Linked DNA regions of Mus musculus: regions 2, 3 and 4 are each linked to region 1. The links are chromatin loops, found by intact Hi-C in ENCODE. Cell type or tissue: left cerebral cortex. All regions are shown on one strand. Region 1 holds the start of Hrh1 (histamine receptor H1). Region 2 overlaps Hrh1 (histamine receptor H1). Region 3 has its middle 53 kb from the start of Gm38875. Region 4 overlaps Hrh1 (histamine receptor H1).

Region 1 (5,000 bases):
TTTTCTGGTGTAGTTTGAGATTTAAATCAGGGCTACGAGGAGGGGACTAAGACATCCATACAAGTCTGGAACTGAGCCACACAGGGCTGGGCCTGCATTCCCACAACTACATACCACTGCGGGAGGATGAGCCCCTTCTAGGGGGCACGGTGTCATAGCAAAGAGGAGCCACTTCCCTTCCTCAGTTGTTCTCCCTTCCCTGACTGTTGCCATCTGAAGCCACAATTGAATGTTAAAAGGGTTTTCCCTAGCAAAGAAGGAGAAACGCCCTCTCCTAGCTCAGAAAAACAAAACCCAAAAAACAAAAAAACAGTTCCTTAAGTTTCCCCAACACACACACACACACACACACACACACACACACACACACAAAAACACACTCTCGCCTTCTCCTCTTAGCCGGCACAGGTTCCTAAGTGTAATGGTACAGTGAGAGTTGAACAAGGTCGGGATAGCTCAGCGCAAGGCCCTGAGTTTCAGCATAGCACTTGCAGGATGAGGACAGGAGGGAAGGAGGGAAAGAGGGAGGGAGAGGGCGAGAGCGCATTCATTCTTCAGGATCTAGAGAAACAGTGGTTGTGCGGTTCTAAACCTCCCGAGTCTTGGTGATCCGGATCAATCAGTGTCACTAATTTAAAAAACAAAAAACCAAAACAAAACCCAAACAAAACAAAACAAAACAAAACAAAAACCCAACTAGTCCCTTGGTCCACCTGCGGTTGAATTTGCGAAGAATCCTGTCAGCTCCTCCTTATCTGAGGTCTGGTCTGTGGCTCTGCGTGTCCCCGGGTTAGCATGCGGTGGCAGTGTCGGAGGGCTGTCGCCAGGCTTCCGATCCATCCTTGGCTTCTTGCCAAGCTCAGGGCTCCGCCACAGATGCGGGGCGCGGCGGTAGAAGATGGGCGGGGGAGGGTGCCCTGGGGCTGCTGGTGGGCGGGCCTCTCAGCGGCTCCTCCCCCGAGGCCGCCTCCGCGTGCTCCCGCCACCCCCGCGGCCGCCTCCGCCACCGCACCGAGCAGTCTGGCCGCCGCCGCCAAACTTTCCCCGGAGCTGGCGCGGGTGAGTCGGAGCGCAGCGCGGGCAGGGGCGGGAACCCGGTGGCGGGCGGCGGGAGGAGGGCAAGGATGCGCGCACGCCCAGCTCTGAGTTCCGCGCCCCCGCAGGGCGGTGGGGACATCCCGCAGGTGGCCGCACGAGGTGGGCGCGCCGGATGCTCTAGCGGCCTGGGCAGGGTATCGGAGCTGTGGCTGCTATGCCCGTAAGCACAAACACCTGTGGCTTCCCGGAGCTGGGGCCGGGCTCACCGGTTAGAGTCCGCCTCCGATTTCTGGGCCAGGGGGCCTCCTCAACGGCTCCCCGAGATTCCTCAGGGTTTGGCTTTGATGCTAACCGTGGACGCAGACTCTGGGTTGAGGTGCGATCTCCGTGCCAAGCTCCGGACATCCACTATCTCAAATCCTTCTGAATCTCCGGGACCCAGGTACTACTAGTATACCCACTTTACAGAGGAGGAAACTGAGGCTTGGGGAGGGAAAGTTGTCTCTTAGAGAACAGCCTTGAGACTGAATTGGATGAATCCAAGCTTCTTAGCTAGGTGGAACCCAAACCAGGTGTCTGGGTATGAGAAGCGTCTGAGCCAGCGCTCCCTCCTTTCCTAGCCGGCTTTATCGTCGTTTCCTGGCCGAGCCAGAAGACTTGATACTGTGGCCAGGGTGTGTTCTGATGGCAGAGAAGATCCTTGAGGGCTGCCTTTTCCCAGAGAGCGTTAGGGGATACCAAATTCTGCAATTTACGCCGTGTTGCTCTGAAAGTTAGAGTCTTGAATCAGAGCACAACTGATCTTTACAGAAGCCACCTTTGAGGCGCTTGCTAGCCTGGGCGATGGAGACACAGGGTTGCTCCAGGCAGGGTGGCTCTCCTCCGACAGGGGGCTCCCACCTCCAGACGGAATGGAGCTGAGGGAACTGGAAGATCCCCAGGCTGACTGCTCTGAGAGCGCGTTCTGTTATTGGGGGGTGGGGGGTGGGGAGGAGGAAGGGCAGGACCCTGAACCAGGGGTGAAGTGTGTTACTGGAACAAAAAGGAGAGAGTAGGTGGAGATCCGACACTCTTGGGGGCCTGAAGGCCACCGGCAATCCTTGGAGACAGAGAAAGAGCCCCCCCCCCCATGGTTATGAGATGGTTATGGATTAACATAGTTTATACAGCAGCCATGCAAGGTACCGTTATTGAGCGATAGGTGGACACTCAGAGAGGTTCAATAGATTGCTTAGAGTTGCCCAGCTGGTCCGTGGTGGAGTGGATTGAGTACCAACCAATCTTGCCTGTATCTTAAATTATCAGTGAGACTCAAGAGGCGGATGGAACCTCAGGTCCTTCTGTGCTGTGGCTGGCAGCGGTGGAGACAAACAATAGAGGGATGCTAGGCAACAGGGTCCGCAGCATCCCTGCTTCTGCCTCCGATGGGGCTCTGGGTGGGTTGCTGTCATTGAGTAGCTTTCTAGGAATCCCTGCTCCGCCCATGTTGATACCCTGCTGTATCTCAGGACTTGCTGGACCTTCCATCAGGGCCACCTAGCTGCCCCCAGAACGTTGCTCCTGGTGGAAGACAGGGTTTGACTGATGCTGTTTTGAAATATGTCAAAGACCCGCAAAACCTGGGTATTCCCCATTTATGATTTCAGAGCCGTGCTGCCTGCCACGATCCTAGCACCCCTCCCCCAACACTGGGCAGTCGTGGCCTGCACGGGGTCCCCAGCCCTGAGCTGAGGGTTGTGGGGAGGCATTTGTGAGTGAACTCTCCTGCCTACACTCCTTTCTATAGTCAAGGAACGCCTGGCAGAGGCACCGTGGCTTTTCCTCAGTACCAAGGCATGGCGGAGAGGTTGAAGGTACATTTCTGGGTCCGGTCATCATGCTGTCTCTTATGCGCCGTTGACATATATCTGTTTCCCCATGTTTTGATTGGAGATGTTCATGGTTCCTTCTTCCCTGCGCGGGGGTGGAGGAATTAACCATGCCACATTGATACAGCACTGCAAAGATACCTTGTAATTCACCAAAGTAGTAGCAGCAGTTGTCACTGTGACACTGACAGACCCAGCGAGGCAAGCCTCTGAGCTCCTGGACATTGTGCACCCCTTGCTGTGTTGGTTTTGTTCTGTGATGCTGGGAATCCACCTGGGGAGCCTTGTTCGTGCTAGACAAATACTCGGCCACTGAGCTACATCTCTAGCCCCAAGCCTCATGGCTTTCTCAGCTGTAAAAATGGGGCAGATCTAGTTAGATGTTGTATATGGTAAAAAGGTCCTTCTTGTAGCCTCTAATTCTAACAGGTAGAGGACTCCTCAGCCAGCCACCTCAGGGCCAGGCCCCGGGGACGCTCCAGACATTGCTGTCATTCTCACTGCCACCCAGACCTGTCTCCTTCTCCTGGCAGGCTCAGTTCTGTGCTCCTGTGTGGTATGGATCCGGGGCGGTATTCAAACACATGTTTTCTAAACGGATGTGGTCAGGCTGGGGTGGACTTGGGGAGTCTTGGATTGGAGGGCCGAGAAGTTGTTTCCTGTCTCTCAGCCTGGACTTGAACTGTGTGGTCATTGCTTGGGTTCTCCAAGGAAGAGGCACGAGTTGACAGTCACAGGGTTAAAGGGCATGTGTGAGGTCTATTGGTCTATTTCACAAGATCTGGCCACAGCTGTCCCAACAGAGGACACCAGCCACTGCCTCTGGGTGCGTGCGGCTGGCTGTGGGGATACCACATGCCTTCCGAGCAAGGAGAAAGCATAAAGAGTTCTGCAGGCTCTCCCTCCCAGGGAAGCATACTGAAGGTCGAAACTCATTTTCGTCCCTGAGACCTGAATAACCGTGGACTCCAGTATCCTCATCTGTGAAATGGCCATGAATCATCCTTACCAGTGTCTGTTTCTCAAGATTAACTCAGATAGACAGGCAAAGAAAGGACGGGAAGAGTGGGGGGAGCGGCTGGAGCGTATAAATGGCAAAGAATTACATGCAATTGTAAATAACTCTCATTAGCATTCAGGCTGGGCATTAGCTGTAACTGCTCCTGATCCAAGACGCTTTATCTGAAAGCCGTACCTGGCAGAGGATCATTCAAGCCCCAGTCACCCGCTGCCCTCTCTTTCACAGTGATGCGGAGCATTGCTGAGTCTCGGGATGTAATTATAACAAAGCTTCTGTATCTTACTTATAAGTGACTCACTTCTGCCATTAATGGTGGCAGAGGACTCAGCCACACACTCTTAGGAGACAATGCTCCTGATGCTGCTCAGGGTGGGGTAGGGAGTGGGGTGCCTCGCCTTTTGTGTGCATTCATCAATCCCTTAGTAATTCTCCAATGATCCTGCAGGAGGATCACATGGACCGAAGAAGCTAACAGCTCTCACTTGCTTTCATGGCAAGGGCCCTTGCACCTTGTTTCAGCTAGAAGAATGTGCTAGCAACCACTGTGTCGTTAAAGAGGATGGAGTGGGAGAGGAAGATGAAGGCAACTCCAGAGATGAGTTGAAAGTGTAGCCACTGGCGTCAACTGGAGTTGAGTTTGGATGTGGGGGTCTGCCAGTTCATCTGTGAGGTTTGGATGGGTTTCCAACTAGAGGATGACTCTGTAGAGCAGGGACGGTGTCTTTCTTACGAAAGGCAGTTATGGATGCCTAATGGAGAACTGAGCCTTGGCTTTTTCTTCTGTAGAATGGAGCCGGATAGCACACACCTCCCCTAGGGTTTGCTGTGAGAACTAATTGATGAAATGTTATGACCAGAGTAAAGGACTCAGTGATGCCTTTGGAGAGAGAGACAGATAGTGGAAGGATACTGTTGTCCAGCCTAAGAAATAGAATGTTATTCTCTTACCCACAGTCTACAAAGAAGCAATAGTACAAGCCAGAAGAATGCCCTGTATTTAGACAACACTCTACAAGAGTGTTTTAGTATTTGTTTCCTCCTAACAGGGAGGCAGGAATACCTGTTCTTACTTT
Region 2 (5,000 bases), 59 kb after region 1:
CCCTGACAGACTGTGGAGTGGCAGTCAGTGTTAACCATCACATCCTGTATGTTGGAACCACACTGTGACCACTCTTGTCTCTTGTGACTCGTGGGCCGTTTCTCCATCTGGGTGTTGTGAATGGATGCTATAGTATACATGACTTTCCTCTGGCAGGGTCCAAAGCTGTGGCTGTGTGGTAGAGTCCTTCCCTACCTGCAAAACCTCAGAGAACCATCCTGTTACCCTTATGTAACCTGATGTTTCAGGGAAACATCTCAAGGAGGTGCTCCAGTCAGCTGGCAGCTTCTCTGAGCCCTGCCCCTGGCTCAGAGACTAGAAAGTTCCAAGATAGCTGGAGTCAGGGTCTGTGTGAGGGCAGCAGGGCTGGGCTGGGACAAGGGGTCATAACATCCTGAATATTTGAAGTGGTAACCTCCCTGCTCTGGGAGGCTCTCCTGGGAGCCATTCTTGATTGCTTTCTACTTCCCAGCATCTGCAACCACTTCCCTGAGAAGCCGAACAGTTGTTGTGTCCTGTTGAGTTTTAACTAAAACATCCAAATAAGGGCTGCTGGCCTACCGTTCTTCTGCCCAGCTTTGACCTCTCCAAGGGAGTTCACTGTGCTATTCTAACTGCTGCATGAGTTCTGGAAAGCGTAAGGCGGGGGGGGGGGGGGGGCGGGGGATGGAGAAAAGTTGGGGAGCCTGTTTCAAAAGCTGCAGGCAGGAAGGGACAGCGGCTCAATTTGCTGACTGCAACGTGCTCTGTAGCCAGATGCCACTCAAAGAGAAGACAGAGCAAGACACCCCCTGCTCAAGTTTGGCTGGAGGCACCGGGGAAATCCTCTCTCCATCCTGAGTCGGTCCAGCCTGTTGTTTCTCAGCAAGCTGCCTTGCCTGCCTCCCTTTAAGCACTTCGAGGCTCAGTCACTGTTGTCCAAATGTGTCTGGGAGAACTTCCATTTCCAGGCTGTTCAAGGCGGTGCAGATGTTCCTGGGAGCCATCCTCTGTGCTGGGGGATGTTGAAGCCCTTCTCCACGTTGCTAAGCTGCTCTGAGTGCTCTCTGGGGGAGCACGGAGCAAGGAAGGTGAGGAGGAGCCAGAACATGGGGCTTTGGACCCTCTGAGCACACCAGTTCTCGTTGATCTGTTTTAGAGAAACATCAACAGGAATCAGCAGTAGCACTACCCAAACAGAGGGACGCGGGTAAAAAACTCTCTAGCCTTGCTTTACAAAGAAGTTGGAAGAAGGAGATAAAATTATGAGGCAATAGGGGGCCCATGAGGCTCTGTGAGTAAAGACTGAGACATCTCCCCACCTCTGTTTACACACACACACACACACACACACACACACACACACACACACACACACCAAATATGTGCAGGCAAAAGAAAGGAGTCATGTCCCTCTGCCACCCACTTTCCTCTTTCCTGAGCCCTTGCAGTGTGAGGCTGGTTAGTGCTGGCCAAGGCCGTGGCCAAGGCTGGTGTTCTTGAGCTAGTGGGAATTGGTACTGCCTGTGGTCAGGGACCTGATCACTTCCCATCCTGTGGTTTAGGTCACGGGGAAAGGAGGCATCTCACCCAGGCAGAAGAACAGGCTCAGCGCCTCTCTGGTCTATTTTAGGTTAAGGATGTGTCTGTCAGAGGCAATGGTATAGAGGTGTCTTCAGATCCTTCAGAGTCTCCACATTGTAACTGAGCTGAGACAAGGGGTGGCACCTCCTCTGAAAATGTGGCTGAGGGTTAGCTAAGTCAGAGATGGTACAGGGCCAAGGATAAGGCTGAGCTGGGAGTGAGGCTCGGGGCAGAATCTGCCTTCCTAGGGTGACTGTTCACTCTAGACACTGGGATAAGGTGGGGATGGCGTGGAAGGGCCCAGTGGCTGCTGGTGTTCAGAGCTACATAAGAGATGCAGCACTTAAAAATGTCATCAAACTGCCAGAATCAGATCTGTGCCTCCAAGGCCTTTGGGGGCTGTCCCAAGTCCGGGACCCTGGAGTTCACTTGGTTAGGGTCAGCAGAATTCCACAGGTCCCTTGAAGTCATGGACAGGATCAGGTGCTGTCTGAGGATGGTACAATTCCCACCTTTCCTGTCTGGAAGCTGCCTTTTCTTCCTGGGATGGCAGACTGTTCAGAACCACTTGAGAAGTGGGCCTGCAAGGCTCCAGGGTCAGACCTGGGCTCCTTCAGAGGACAAGCAGGGAAGAGAGGACAGGGACCGTCTTGCAGGGTACAGGCAGCCTCTGAAGCTTCTGAATACCCTAGGGAGAGCATCCTAAGCTCTTGGCACCAAGGACCCAGACATGACTCAGCCCTCTCCAGTCAACACCCCCAGTCTGAGCAAGTCTGCCTGGCAATTAAGCAATTACAGCCCAGCTTGATAAGGCTTAGAACTGAAGTATACAGAACTGAGAAAACCCCAGAGAAGGAAGTAGGTGAACTTGCCTTGTGAGGTCAAGGAATACCCAACAGGAAGTGATGTCAGAGCTGGGCGTTAGGAGCCAAGGGAAGGCCTTGGCATTTCCTGGCAGAGAGAACAGCGTAGACACAGGTAGGTGGCGAGGTGCGCTTGATGGGACTGGGTATGGAAGCTTAGGTGTCCTAAGGTGTTTGTGTGGGAGCAGCCTCTGTCTGGGCCCTGGGCCCCTCCACAGAGTGGAGTCTATGTGCTTGTCTTGATATCTCTAGTGGGAGTAGGGAGCAGGAAAGAGACTCGTGGGGAAAGCCAGGTTGATTCATTGCACAAATGATTTGGTGTCCTTCCAAGGATCAGTCACAGAGTGGCTGTGGTGGGGAAGGGAAGAGGAAGGAGAGGAAAAGGCCACACTGAGGCAGACTTGGGGTTTGGGGAGAAGGGAGGGAGTTTTGAGGGCAGGCAGATGTCAGAGTCAATGGCACTGTGGCGTGGTACTCATGGAACATTGGGACCCACCCTGCCTCTGTAAGACCCCAGTAGGGTTTTAAAAATAGGTTTTTAAGATTTATGTTTTTGTTTAAATCACTTGTATGTGTGTGAGTCTGTGGAGGGGATACATGGATATGTGGGAGTGCAGGTGCTTGCCAAGGGGAAAAGATTGCACTGGGTCCCCTGGAGCTGGAGTTACAGGTTCATGATCCTCCCTGCCGAGCAGCTCGTCAGCCCTCCAGGAGAGATTTCAGTGACTTCAGATCTATGCACGGATACCTGTGTCTATAACTACAAATATGCGTCTCCCTCTGTGTGCATATTTATAACTTGATGCCGGCTGTAATGCCCTGGGTGGCAGGCAGATGCAGCCCCATGTCTCATGTGCGCTCACCTTCGTTTACGTTTAGCCGGGTTTCCGTTATAATCTGACAGTGACAATCCAGCAGAACTTGGAGCCGGGCACAGAGGTGACTGCGTGGTGGCTGAGAGGACGCTGTCTGGCTTCTGTATGGAGGATGGATGGAAGAGGCAGGCCAGCGAGGAAGCAGCTGAGGATTTGAAGGGAGGCTTTGCTCTCAGTTGGCAGTGAGGGCCAGGCATCGGCCTCTCTGCTCTCCTCCAATGTATGGTTTGGTTTGGTTTATTTTTTGAGGCAAGGTTTCCTCCCTATGGAGACTCGTTTGAAACTTGAGACGCTCTTGGTTCTTCCTTCCGCCCAACATTCTGGGCTCAGGGGTGTGTGCTGCCCCCAGCTTCTGTAGAGAGTTTCCAGGAAAGGCTATAAGAGTGCCGAGACAGTGGCTGCTAGGAATATCTTCCAACAATTACAAGCTGGGGCTTTTGTTGGGGGCTTTTCCATTGCTTTGTGTAAACCCACCACATTGGTTGCACGGAACTGCAATGGGGCACCTGACTTGCCTATCTTACTGCAGCTTGTGGGGCTGTCGGGGTGAGGCCACTCTGTCTTTGGAAGTCCCTGTCTCCTTAAGTGAATACGATCTATCCTTACATAACCTTTACTACAGGAAACAGACCAAACGGAGTGAGGTCGACTGCCTGCAGCCAGAGAAATGATGGCTGGTGAGCCTGACCAATTAACCAACAGGACAGAAAGTTCTTAGAAGAGCTGGTGGCACATGCCCCCCCCCCCATGCTCCCAAACTCTCAAGGGACCAGGGAGAGAGGTGGGCGTCTTGTTTATGGCCCCATCTCCAGCAGCTCAGCCAAGCATAGCACCTGCTACCATGTTACTGCTTAATTAATAGTTCCCGAATATATTAATGAATTAGCATAACATGAACCCAGCAGGTCTGAGCTGAGTGAGTCAGTGCTGCCTCTCTGTCTGCTAGCTGTTGGGTTAGGGTGGCAGATTAAAATCTTAGGCTACATTGAGGTCATGTGGAGAATTGTCAAGACTATACCCTAGGCCAGTTAAGTCAGAATTGTGTCCTAGGTGGGACTCATGCCACAGTCTTTCAAGTTCCCTGTGTGACATCAAGAGTGGCCAAGGCTGAAAAGCCACTCAGCCAGATGCTGGAGATGCAGGTAAATGTCTCATTTTCTGGCTCATGTGAGGACAAAAGTACATGTGACTTCATTCGTTCATTCATTCATTCATTCATTCATTCATTCACTCACTCAGTCATTCATTCATCCCAGCAGAATGTTAGAAACCTGAATAGAGACTTGAAATTCCATCTCAGAGTGGTTAGCACTCAGGACTCTCTCACTTGAGTTTTGAGACTCTTATCATGAGAATCCCCAGAAAGGAAAACTTCACTTCCGTAGCTTACATCTGTCACTGTCTGAGCCGACTTCAGAGCTTGCTGAAGGACACAGAAAAGCTTGGAAGAGAAAGGAACGTTGGAGATGGGCTTTGTGACTGGCTGTCAGGATGGGTCAGCAAGTAAAGACACTTGGCTGTCAGGCGCGGCAACTTAGGTTCAATCTATGGGACCCCACAGTAGAAGGAAAGAAACTGATGTACGCATGTGCTATAACACACACACACACACACACACACACACACACACACACACACACTGTACACATTCATCAAATAAATGAATGGAGAAAAACATTTAATAAGATGGGTTTCATAT
Region 3 (5,000 bases), 54 kb before region 1:
GCACAGCACAGGACAGGACAGCACAGGACAGCACAGGACAGCACAGGACAGCACAGGACAGCACAGGACAGCACAGGACAGCACAGCACAGCTCAGCACAGCACAGCACAGCACAGCACAGCACAGCACAGCACAGCACAGCACAGCACAGCTCAGTGCAGCACAGCACTCCTATTGCCAAGCAAAAACCCTTCCGCTTCCCTTTGGCAAACATTGTCCTGTGGATCCACCTCGTCTTGACATGTCATCAAAACGTAATCATGCAATACGTGGCCTTTTGTGTCTGGCTTCTTGTCTTACTTAAGCTTCTGTTTCTCTGATAACCGGCAGTACCAGAGGCAAGTTGAGGAGGAAAGGGTTTGCTTCACCTCACAACTGTAGCCCATCATGTCAGGGCAGGAACTCAAGGCAGGAGCTGCAGCAGAGGCTAAGGAAGAATGTTGCTTACTGGCTCACTCCCCAGGGTTCACTCAGCCTGATTTCTTACACAGCCCAGGACTGCTTGTCCAGAACAGGACAAACCATGTGGGCTGGACCCTCCCACATCCATCCTCAGTCAAGATCCTGCCTCACGGGCCAGCCTGCTGGGGTATTTGAGGTTCCTTCTTCCCAGATCATCCTAGCTTGTATCAAGTTCACACACACACACACACACACACACACACACACACACACACACACACACAAAACCACACAGAAAATCCTAACCAGCACAAAGGCCAGGGAGGACTCCGAAAAATGGACCATCATTACTCATCATTACTCCAGCCTGAACACTCCTGTTTAAAAGACAAAGGAGCTCTGGGAAGCAGTTGCAACTGGGAGGCAGGTGGCAAAAAGCACCAAAGATGGGGATAAGGTGAGTACAAAAGTCATGCCAAGTACTGGCATTTGCTAAGCACTTACCAGAGGCTGGTAAGATTACAGTAAGCAGGAACTGGGCTGGTCCTTCCTGAATTAAGGAGGTTTCCCGATCTCCCTCCTCTATAGTGTCAGTAAACACAGAAGGCTCGCCATATGCCTGAAGCTTTAGTGTGTCTTTCACTTACTCTCCCTGTGACCCTGCAGAGGATCCATTATACAGATGTTAATGTGGAGGTTCAGAAAGGTGAAGTGACACTTATATGATGCCACAGAGCAAAGTGCCCTGGCTAGGCCTCAAGCCATGCATATCCAGCCACAGCTTCCATGCTTTTGGTTCCTTTTGTTTTCCATCAGGTCTCAAGGTCCAAACAGAATTGGAGCCCTCAAGGACTTGGGCTTCTGTGATCTGCTCCCAAGCGCATTCTCAAAATACTTTCCTGCTGCCACTGAAGCGCCAAAGTCCTGGTCTCTCCCACCAACTCCCTACTCCTGCTTCAGGCAGCAGCAAAGGATGCCTTCGTGGCACAAGGCTTCCACCTGGTGTATGTGATGTGTATAGCAACCCTAGAGACAGTGAGGCCAGGAACTGACAGGTTCAGGGACTTCTGTGACCAAGCTCAGTGCTAGGGGGACACCTGCACTGATCCCATTTAACCCTCATTTGGCCCTATAGAACCTACTTCCTTTGTATGAAAAAAAAATATCTCAAGAAAAGTGGGTGACCATGAACAAATAGGGCTCCCACTACATGAGGTCTCCAGAGTAGCATGAGCTTCATAGAGACCTGATGATCAGTAGATTGCTAGGAGATGGAGGGACAGAATGTGTGTGTGTGTGTGTGTGTGTGTGTGTGTGTGTGTGTGCCTCACAGAGATAGAATTTCATTTTTGTTGGAAGGAGTCTAGAGACAGGGCTGGTGATGGCTGTACACAGTTGTGTCAGCTCACTTCCTGTTGCTGTGGAAAAAAAAAAGACCCCAACAAAAGCAACTTCAGGAAGGAAGAGCTATTGGATCACAGTTCAAAGGTGCACTTCAGTCGTGGCAGGTAACGGCAGCAGGAGCGTGCCATGACTGGCTGGTTATGTCGCATCTGCAGTCAGGAAGCAGAGAGAGATGAATGTTGGGGTTCAGCCCTCTTCTACTTTTCATTCAATCTGGGATTCCCAGCCCCAGGGCAGCCCACATTCAGGATGGACTATCTTACCCCCGATCAATATAGCCTAGAATCTCCCCCAAACGCCCAGGGCTCTGTCTCCTAGTGATTCCAGATCCTGTAAAGATGGCAGTGCTAACTATCACAGGGACGCGACTCACTGAGATGGGTCATGGTAGTAGCATGGTAGATTCCCTGCTGTGTAGCTTATCACCACATCACTCCGTGACCCAACTAAGAGATGAGTAAAAACCTCAACCCAAGAGAGCGCGTTGAGTCTGTCCTGGGTGCAGGATTTACAGAGCGCTCAGCGTGTGCCTGTTGGTGTTGTGCTTGATAGGTATGTTCGGATCCTGCTCCTTGGTGGGCACTGCCCAGGCTCTTGACATACAGTGAACCAAACCTGTCCCATGATGGAGCTGATAGTAATAAATGCTCAAATGTCAGGGAGGGGGACATTGTGCTACAAGGAAACAACAGAGCAGGATCAAAGGATAGTGAATGGCTTAGTGGGAGATGGGAGCAATCTGGGAGGGCTTTCCCAGGAGGTGGCATTTCAGAGTTACCTATCCCCACTGCTATTTTGTTACAGATGAGCCACCCATCTGAACACAGATGCTAGGTAGGTATCACACAGCTAGGAAGTGACCTGGCCTGTGAAATACCAACACTGGAGCCCCTATCTCTTCCCTTTAGCTCGACGGGGGTGGCTAAGCTGAGCCTCTGCCAGTTTCCCTGCCAGTCAGCCATGTGCCAGCAGGTGGCACTGTGGCCTGATAACAGACACTAGTGACCATCCTGCCCCAGTGGCTGGAAAGGCTGTTAATGACAGGCAGGTAAAGGGATACCTGGGCCTGAGGCCTCACGGGACAGTGACAACCCTCTTGTCAGGAAGGGCAAGCTTTACTCTTTCAACCCTCTTGGTCACATCCAGTTGTCTTGACTGGATGCTGTCTCTGTCTCCGACTCTAAGGATGAACCCACAGGTAAATGGCAGAAGCTTTGGGCTTAAACTCTGGGGTTAGCTGTGCACTTACACCACAGTGTTTCTTGGAACCCTCCTGTGCTGAGTGAACCCTGGGGCTTAAGAAGAAACAGTGTAGAGATGTGTGCCCCAGAGGCTTCAGCTGGTACCCAGCACATGGAGTCTGTGACCTGTTAGGGAGATTTCCTGAAGCAGGGAAGCCAGGTGTGGGGGGTATTGCATGACTGGAGAACTTTAGACAGAGCTGGTTGTGAAGACACGCCAGACTGCAAAGGTCATATCTGAACCAGTGGGATGTGAGGAGCCACAGAGATTCACAGGGGACTGGTATTCGTGGCAGAAGGATAAAATCAAGGGGTCTCTCAGGATGCCGGAGCCAGAGCGGAGTAAGCCAGGACCAATTTGGCAGGAGGCTAAGCACATCACAGGGGGCCTTGTGTATTAACCCAGAAGGGAAGGAGACAGGAATCATTCTGGGATAAGGTGTGACATGGCTCTGGCTCCCACAGTTATAGTCCCCTCATAGCCATTCTCTGTGTGAGGAGCCAGGCAGATGTTCAGGGAAGGAGGGGTTGGTATCTGCGCACAGCCAGGACAGCCCAGGTCAGGCTGTGGCAGAAAATGACTCCATGTGGTCCCAGGGCTTCTCTCTGTGGCACATGGCATGACATGGGTTTGGCCCAAGTGAGTGACAGCCCTTCCCTGGGATTCCACCGGGTAGAAGACAGTCAGTTTAGGCTGCAGGTGCTTTCCATGTGTGGTTCCAGCTAGAGGAGGAGTCTGGCACTGATAACAGCAATGTGCATGACCAAGAGGTACATCTTCACAGGTCGGAGTTCAGGGAGGGGAGGGAACTCAAGCCTCCGGGATCTCAGAGGACACTGGGCCAGCAGTGGACGCCACACTGCTCTTAGGACTGCCTATCTGTCACAGTGAGCCTTCTTTTCTAATGAACATAAATTCCAGTTACACCTGCTCCCATTTGGAGAACTGGCTACCTCTGCTTTTCATGGAGAGAGGCTGTCGGGGCAGAATCAAGTTCCCAGTCTCAGCTAACAGCTTCTTCCCTGAGCTTGGCCTCCTACCCAGGAGCCAGGACTCCTTTGAAGTCCACCATCACTGTTTTATCTCTGAAAATACTTCACCATCTTGCAGTTCCACCCAGAGACCAGTGCCTCTTCCCTTCCCGCCTCTCCTCACCCTCTACACCAAGCTGGCCACAGGTCTCCTGCTAAGTTACAGCCTCTCTTCCTCTGAGCACCTCTGTGTGTGAGGAAGCCCAACATTTTACCTTCCCTGACATTCAAGGCTGACATGATTTGAACGTGTTCTCTGAGGATTCGGGTGTTAAGATTTAGTCCCTATTGTGAGGTATAGAGGGTGGGTGGAAACTTATATGGCCTTGTGTTGGAGGTAGGGGTCAGAAGGACAGGGGGTGGGACTAGATAAAGACTTCTGACAGTGGCTTACTCAGGAGAGAATGGGTGGGTTATACATATGTTCCCAGTCTATGTGATGCCCTGTGCCTCTGCCCTAGTCACAGTCAGCAAGCAACCTTGGTGTTCCAGAGCATAGATGAAAAGGACCTCACTTATTGTCTTATTTAAATGTTTGTTTGATACAAGGTCATCATAGCCCAGGCTGACTTTCAACTCTCTCTGTGGCTGAGTCTAAAGTCCCCCTGGTCTCACCTCGGCAGAGAGACTGGGCTCTGCTGGCCTCATAGGGCTTTGTGCAAGCACTGTACCATTTCACGGAGAGGAACTGCACCCATGGATGCAGTGTCTGTTGTGGTCCTAAAAATGACCCCCTCAAGTCCTAGAGGTGAATATTAGCACCTGAACATTTCCCCAGACCACAGTGTACCACTATGTACATAATATTTTTCTTACAGAGTACTGGGTTTTTTTGTAAAGAATAAAATACCAGTCTATCCATGGGCATCTCCTCTTCTTCCTCTTCCTCTTCCTCTCCCTCTTCCTCTTCCTCTTCCTCTT
Region 4 (5,000 bases), 50 kb after region 1:
GGTAGCCAGTGAGCCCTGTTATTTATTGAACATGTAGTGTGTCAGGTTCTGTAGTAAGGAAACACTCTTCAGTGTGGCCCACCCAGCCTTACAGGCCCCTCTCACCATATGTGAGCCTTATTAGCTCCATTTTACAGGAGAGGCAGTGGGCTCAGCTGGAGGGGAAGGGAACTTAGGGACAAACTCTTGCTCCTTGTTCAGTCCTGCTGTCCAGGAAGACTTGGATTTCTGGGAGTTGGGACCTGGGCTTGATCTCCTGAATCCCACTCCAATGCTGATACAAGATGGTCCCACCAAACGTTAGTAGGAAGCAGCTTAGCTCTACCTCTTTCTGGGTGTCTTTATCCATGCTCCTTTCCCCTGTTTCTCTCTGTCTTCCATTCTCTCTCCCTTTCAGATTTATTTTTTATTACTTCTAGTTCTGCGAAGGTGTAGGTGTATGTCTGCATGAAGACATATGCGTGTAAAAGCGGGTGCCTATGGAGGCCAGAGACTTCAGATTCCCTGGAGTTGGAGTTACAGATGGTTGTGCACATCCTGAAATGGGCCGTGGGAACCACACTCAGGTGCTCTGGAAGAACAGCAAGTGCTCTTGACTGCTGAGCCATCTCTCTTGTCCCCACTTTCTTCCTAAAGACTTAAAGTGTATGCGTTTTACCTGCTTGTATGTACCATGTGCGCCTGGTGGCCACAGAGGCCAGAATAGAGTAGTGGACCCCCTGGTATTAGAGTTACAGATGGTTGTGAGCTGCCATGTGGGTGCTGGGAACCGAACTCAGGTCCTCTACAGAAAAACAGCCATCGTTCTTAGCGTTGAGCCATTTCGCCAGCCCCCTTCTCCTTGTCTCTTAAATGGGGCTAATCTCTACCTTGTCATGCTGCCTTCAGGACAAAATGAGAGACTGTTGCTTGTACATAGTAAGCAATACGTTAAAGCACCTGCCATTATCCTCAGCCCATCTATTTAGAGGCGAAGGCCTGGATCTAGTGAACAGGGTACCATGGAGACAGATGTGGCTTTGCCCTCGAAAAGCCCACGACTTAGCCTCTCAGTCAGTCAACATTAGCTGAGCGCCTGTTCAGTGTGATGTGTCTGAGCAGCCCATCAGAAGCTAGAATGTAAACCAGAATCCCGTGGAATACCAAATACCCCTCACCTCTCACTCCTGGGGCCCGGACAACCTGAGGAACACATCTGTAACAAACACAGCTACGCAGAGTTAGCTGGACGGTAAGCAGTTGTCTAGCGTGTGTGACCCCTGAGTTCCATCCTCAACCCTGGAAGAAATGGGAAAAGTAGCAGGATGTGGAGCTGGCCTGATCATAACGTGTTTGCCGAACAAGCATGAGGACCTGAGTTCAATCCCCAGTACCTACATAAACATTGAGTGTAAGCCCAGCGTTGGGGAGGAAGGGGGACGACGGGGATGCCAGGCTTACTGGCCAGCCAGTTTAGCCTCCAGCTTAGCAACCTCCAGGTTCTTCCAGAGACCCTCTCTCAAAAAATGAGTTGGAGAAAAACTGAGGAAGACTGGTGCCCTCCCTCACTCTGAGCTCTCACTGGCCTCCCGACTCTGATGCCCACATCAGCAGGTTCTCACACACTACAGGCTTTGAGAAGGGCTGGGTCAAGTGGACAGCCAATCAGAACATGTGCAGTGGAATCCATCCTGGGGAGGAATGGCAGGGTATGCTTGCATCCGGCCATCAAATGGCACATCACTGTGAGCCTGGTGCCAGCCACAGACCCACAGTTATATATTTTTTTGCCTCAGAGAGATTTGCAGCAGGAATCTCAGATGCCAGTTTCTCCCCGCTGTGAGGTGGTTGTCTGCAGGGCTCTGCCTTCCTTCAAATGGGGAGGAAAAAGAAAAGGCGTTCTATCTGTTCTGAGGCAAATGTGTCACTTCAAATGGATTCTTTCCCAGCTTGGACGCAGTTCTCATCCCTAGCTGGTGAGTCACCGCAAATGTTGCCTTTTCTTGCCGCCTCTGGTTAGCAGAGAGCAGATTTCACAGCACATGGCTCAGGGAAGGCCCCGAGAGGATGATTCTCTGAAGGCCACCGTAGGACTCCACCTAGCCCCGTGGGGAGGGCCATGGCCCTGTGGCTGAGTGGAGGGTCTTTTCACTGTAGTGGCTTCCTGTTCTTGCTTCCTCCGACCCAGCCTCTGTGGTGTTGTTTTCAGACTGCCTGAATAGATGACAGCCTGCTGGTTTTAATGGGAATAGGCCCCATATTCCTTATGATGTTCTCAAATACAACCAGTCAGTCAGTCAGTCAGTCAGTCAGTCAGTCAGTCAGTCACAGAACATAGCCACCAAGAGTGTGGGCACTGGAAATCATCCTCCAGGGCTCCTTCCCTTGACCGGATCAAAACCAAAGTTCTTACCTTGTCTCCACTCCACTCACTGTCAGCTCTGGCCACACCTAATTCTTTGCTGTTCATCTTACATGCCAGGGCATGTCCACCCCAGGGCCTTTGCACTGACCGTGTCTTCTTTCTGGAATGTTCTTTTCCAAAGGTATTAGTATCATAGATTCCCTCATTTTTTGTGTCCCTGCTTGGATGCCACCATCTCACCTCAGCCACTTCAGTCCATCAGTATCCCTTAGCATTTTCACTACCTAGCACATTATTTATTTACTGGGGTTTTTCTTTGTGGCCCATGTCTCCCCACTAGAATAAAAGCATTTATAAGTAGGACTTCTCTTATGTTCCCACATGTTTAATATACTGTAGGACCATAATAAGGGTTACTTGACTGGCTGGCTGGCTGGCTGGCTGGCTGGCTGGCTGGCTAGCTTGGTTTTTTTTTACTAGCTGTGTGACTAGCTCTGTGTGATTAGCATCTCTGATCCTTAGTCTGTACATTCATAAAATGACCTTGCATGGTGAGAAAGGTCTGCTAGGTTAGCGAGATCTGCATGGTTAGAGGTTTGCATGGTTAGAGAGGTTTGCACGCTAGACAAGATAAGTTTATCTACCTCTAGTCTTTTTGTATAGCTGTCACAAATTGCCACAGAGTGGGTAATTTATAACAAACAGAAATTTATTTCTCACAGTGTGGAGCTAGTAAGCCCAGGATTAAGGTTTGACAAGTTCTTATCTGGCGAGGGCCCCTTCCTCAGATGACACTGAATGCCCTCCCTCATGTGGCACAAGAGATGAAAGAGTCAAGACTTTCTGGAGCCTTGATTGTAAAGATTGATCCTGTCTGGGAAGTAGCTGGCATGGCCTCTGCCTCCCAAAGGTGCCATATCTTCTTACCATTATCAGCATTTATTGATATTGGCATTGAGACTCCAACCCAGGGCCTCAAAGCCACCAGGTATGTGCTCTGCCTCTGAGCCACACCCTAGTATAGATCCACTTCTGATTGCTATTGCCTTGGGAGTTTAAGTTTCAGCCAAGCTGCCTGGAGGAACACAGACATTCAAACCATAGCTGCACACACATCCTAGTCATTGGTCTATATGACACTCAGTATGTTCAGTCCCAGTAAATGCCATTAGACTGTTACCAAGACCAGCAATGCTAAAGAAGATGAAAGAGGCTCCCAAAGGACTGTCATGTTCAGAGATGGCAGAGGTCTGCCCATGTGGCTCAAATGCAAAGACTTCTCTGGGCAGGTGTGATGAGCTGGGCCCCTGAGCATATGGGATGGTGGCATAGGGGGTGGCACTGTGTGAACCAGAAGACTTCGAAGGGGGAGTCCTGTGGGGCTGGGCTGAAATACTTCCAGAAGGAAGTATTCAGCATGAGGAGCAGGGAGAGCAGAACAAACATGAAGGGAGGCATGCTTTTCCTTTGTGGGAGAGGAGATGCCCCTGGTGCATTCTGGGAAGCATGATCAACAGAACTTAAAGGGGGCAGAGTGATTCTGAGCCTGCTCAGAGGAGAGGGCTATGCAGCCAGAAGGCAGGTGCCTGAGCATAGCTCTGCTCACTGTCACAGCCCCACTGGAGGGTGGTAGAAAAGATTACAAGCTTGTTATTCTAATACCAGGGTCACCTGAAAGTATCACATCCAGAAGAAACCAGTCGGTGGTGGCAATATTTCCCAGCACCAGGTATGGCACTGTTTAATAAACTTGGGGGGCCAGTCCTTCATGAGGGATGAAGAATGAAGGCTCCCTCTGCATTTACCACCCACCCCTTCACTCATCTATGCCCACAACCAGAACAGAGTGCCTTACTGTGTCCAAGTCAGTGCGTTCAGTGGGCAGCACAGGCTTATCACTCTGCCTCCGTGTCTCTGTCTCATTTTCTACTCAGAGGGAAAAATTCTGTAACTGAAGAGAAGTGGAAGATGCAGTTCCTGGTAGGTTTCGGTTGTGTTTCAGCTCCAGTCGGTTTGTCAAGTCACTCACAGTAGGTTTCTGGGCCCACAATCCAGATTCTCAAGGAAGGAATCTGACGGTAGGTTAGAGATGGGTTAGAGATGAGTTAGAGATGGCTGCTTTGTCATTAGGAGGCAGGACAGGGAGATGGTGTTCTTGCACCCTCCCCTGCAGCAGTGAGCTGGCCCCTCTGGCCAGGGAATATAGCAGAGCAGAATTTTCTAACTCCACACAGTTGGCATGCGATGAAGTTAATAACTCACTGTAGAGAGCTGTGAAAACTGAGAGCAGTAATAGTGACAAGAATGGACGTCCCCAAGTGAGAACTCAGTGAGCAGGGTATCTTCAAAGAAGAGCTGTGCCCAGGCTCTTGTGGTCGGCCCCCTCCCCTGCCCCCTCCACTTGCTTATCGACTGTCCCCGGATTCAGCCTCACTCTCATGTCCTCCAAGCTCACAGTTCAGCTTCTCTTTGTTTATACTTAGTGATTTTGTTGTTCTTTGGGGCTTTTTGAGCCAGGGTCTCTTCTCGGTAGCCCAGGTTGGCCTTGACCCAGAGAAGCCCTGTCTCAGCCTCCTGAGTGTTAGGATTTCATGTCTCTTATATTGGATGTAGTAAAATGTCACTCCTCAGCCTGTGAGTGGAAGAAAACCCTGCC

What was found. A loop is a pair of places that touch in the nucleus more often than their neighbours do. Peaks named below come from ENCODE experiments on the same cell type or tissue, not always from the same donor. Only the 100,000 strongest peaks of a DNase experiment are listed, where the experiment ranks them.
Region 2: a loop joins it to region 1, with 4 times the contacts of the local background. A loop is called at or near these places in 6 of 42 quality-filtered maps.
Region 3: it touches region 1 in a loop (5-fold over the local background); 12 of 42 quality-filtered maps call a loop at or near these places.
Region 4: it touches region 1 in a loop (2.2-fold over the local background); 4 of 42 quality-filtered maps call a loop at or near these places.

The regions. Positions count from the first base shown.
Region 1 is chr6:114,396,940-114,401,939 of GRCm38, forward strand. Hrh1 (histamine receptor H1) reads left to right here and starts at 997. Exons shown (of 2, transcript NM_001317125.1): 1 at 997-1,059. Gm38875 (a long non-coding RNA gene) reads right to left here and starts at 812. Exons shown (of 3, transcript XR_869365.2): 1 at 714-812. In left cerebral cortex, CTCF peaks have their summits at 1,920 and 4,356; DNase peaks (open chromatin) are centred at 53, 529, 1,023, 1,463 and 5 more places; H3K4me3 peaks cover 3,400 bases; H3K27ac peaks cover 4,257 bases.
Region 2 is chr6:114,456,012-114,461,011 of GRCm38, forward strand. The region is part of intron 1 of Hrh1 (histamine receptor H1); the gene reads left to right. Among named protein-coding and RNA genes, the nearest start is that of Hrh1, 61 kb to the left of the region's middle. In left cerebral cortex, no CTCF peak of the experiment used is centred here; DNase peaks (open chromatin) are centred at 2,322, 2,702 and 3,617; H3K27ac peaks cover 1,126 bases.
Region 3 is chr6:114,342,570-114,347,569 of GRCm38, forward strand. No RefSeq gene overlaps it. Among named protein-coding and RNA genes, the nearest start is that of Gm38875, 53 kb to the right of the region's middle. In left cerebral cortex, CTCF peaks have their summits at 1,413 (motif pointing left) and 2,773 (motif pointing right); DNase peaks (open chromatin) are centred at 1,065, 1,403 and 2,785.
Region 4 is chr6:114,447,120-114,452,119 of GRCm38, forward strand. The region is part of intron 1 of Hrh1 (histamine receptor H1); the gene reads left to right. Among named protein-coding and RNA genes, the nearest start is that of Hrh1, 52 kb to the left of the region's middle. In left cerebral cortex, a CTCF peak has its summit at 2,198; DNase peaks (open chromatin) are centred at 1,909 and 4,252; H3K27ac peaks cover 4,641 bases.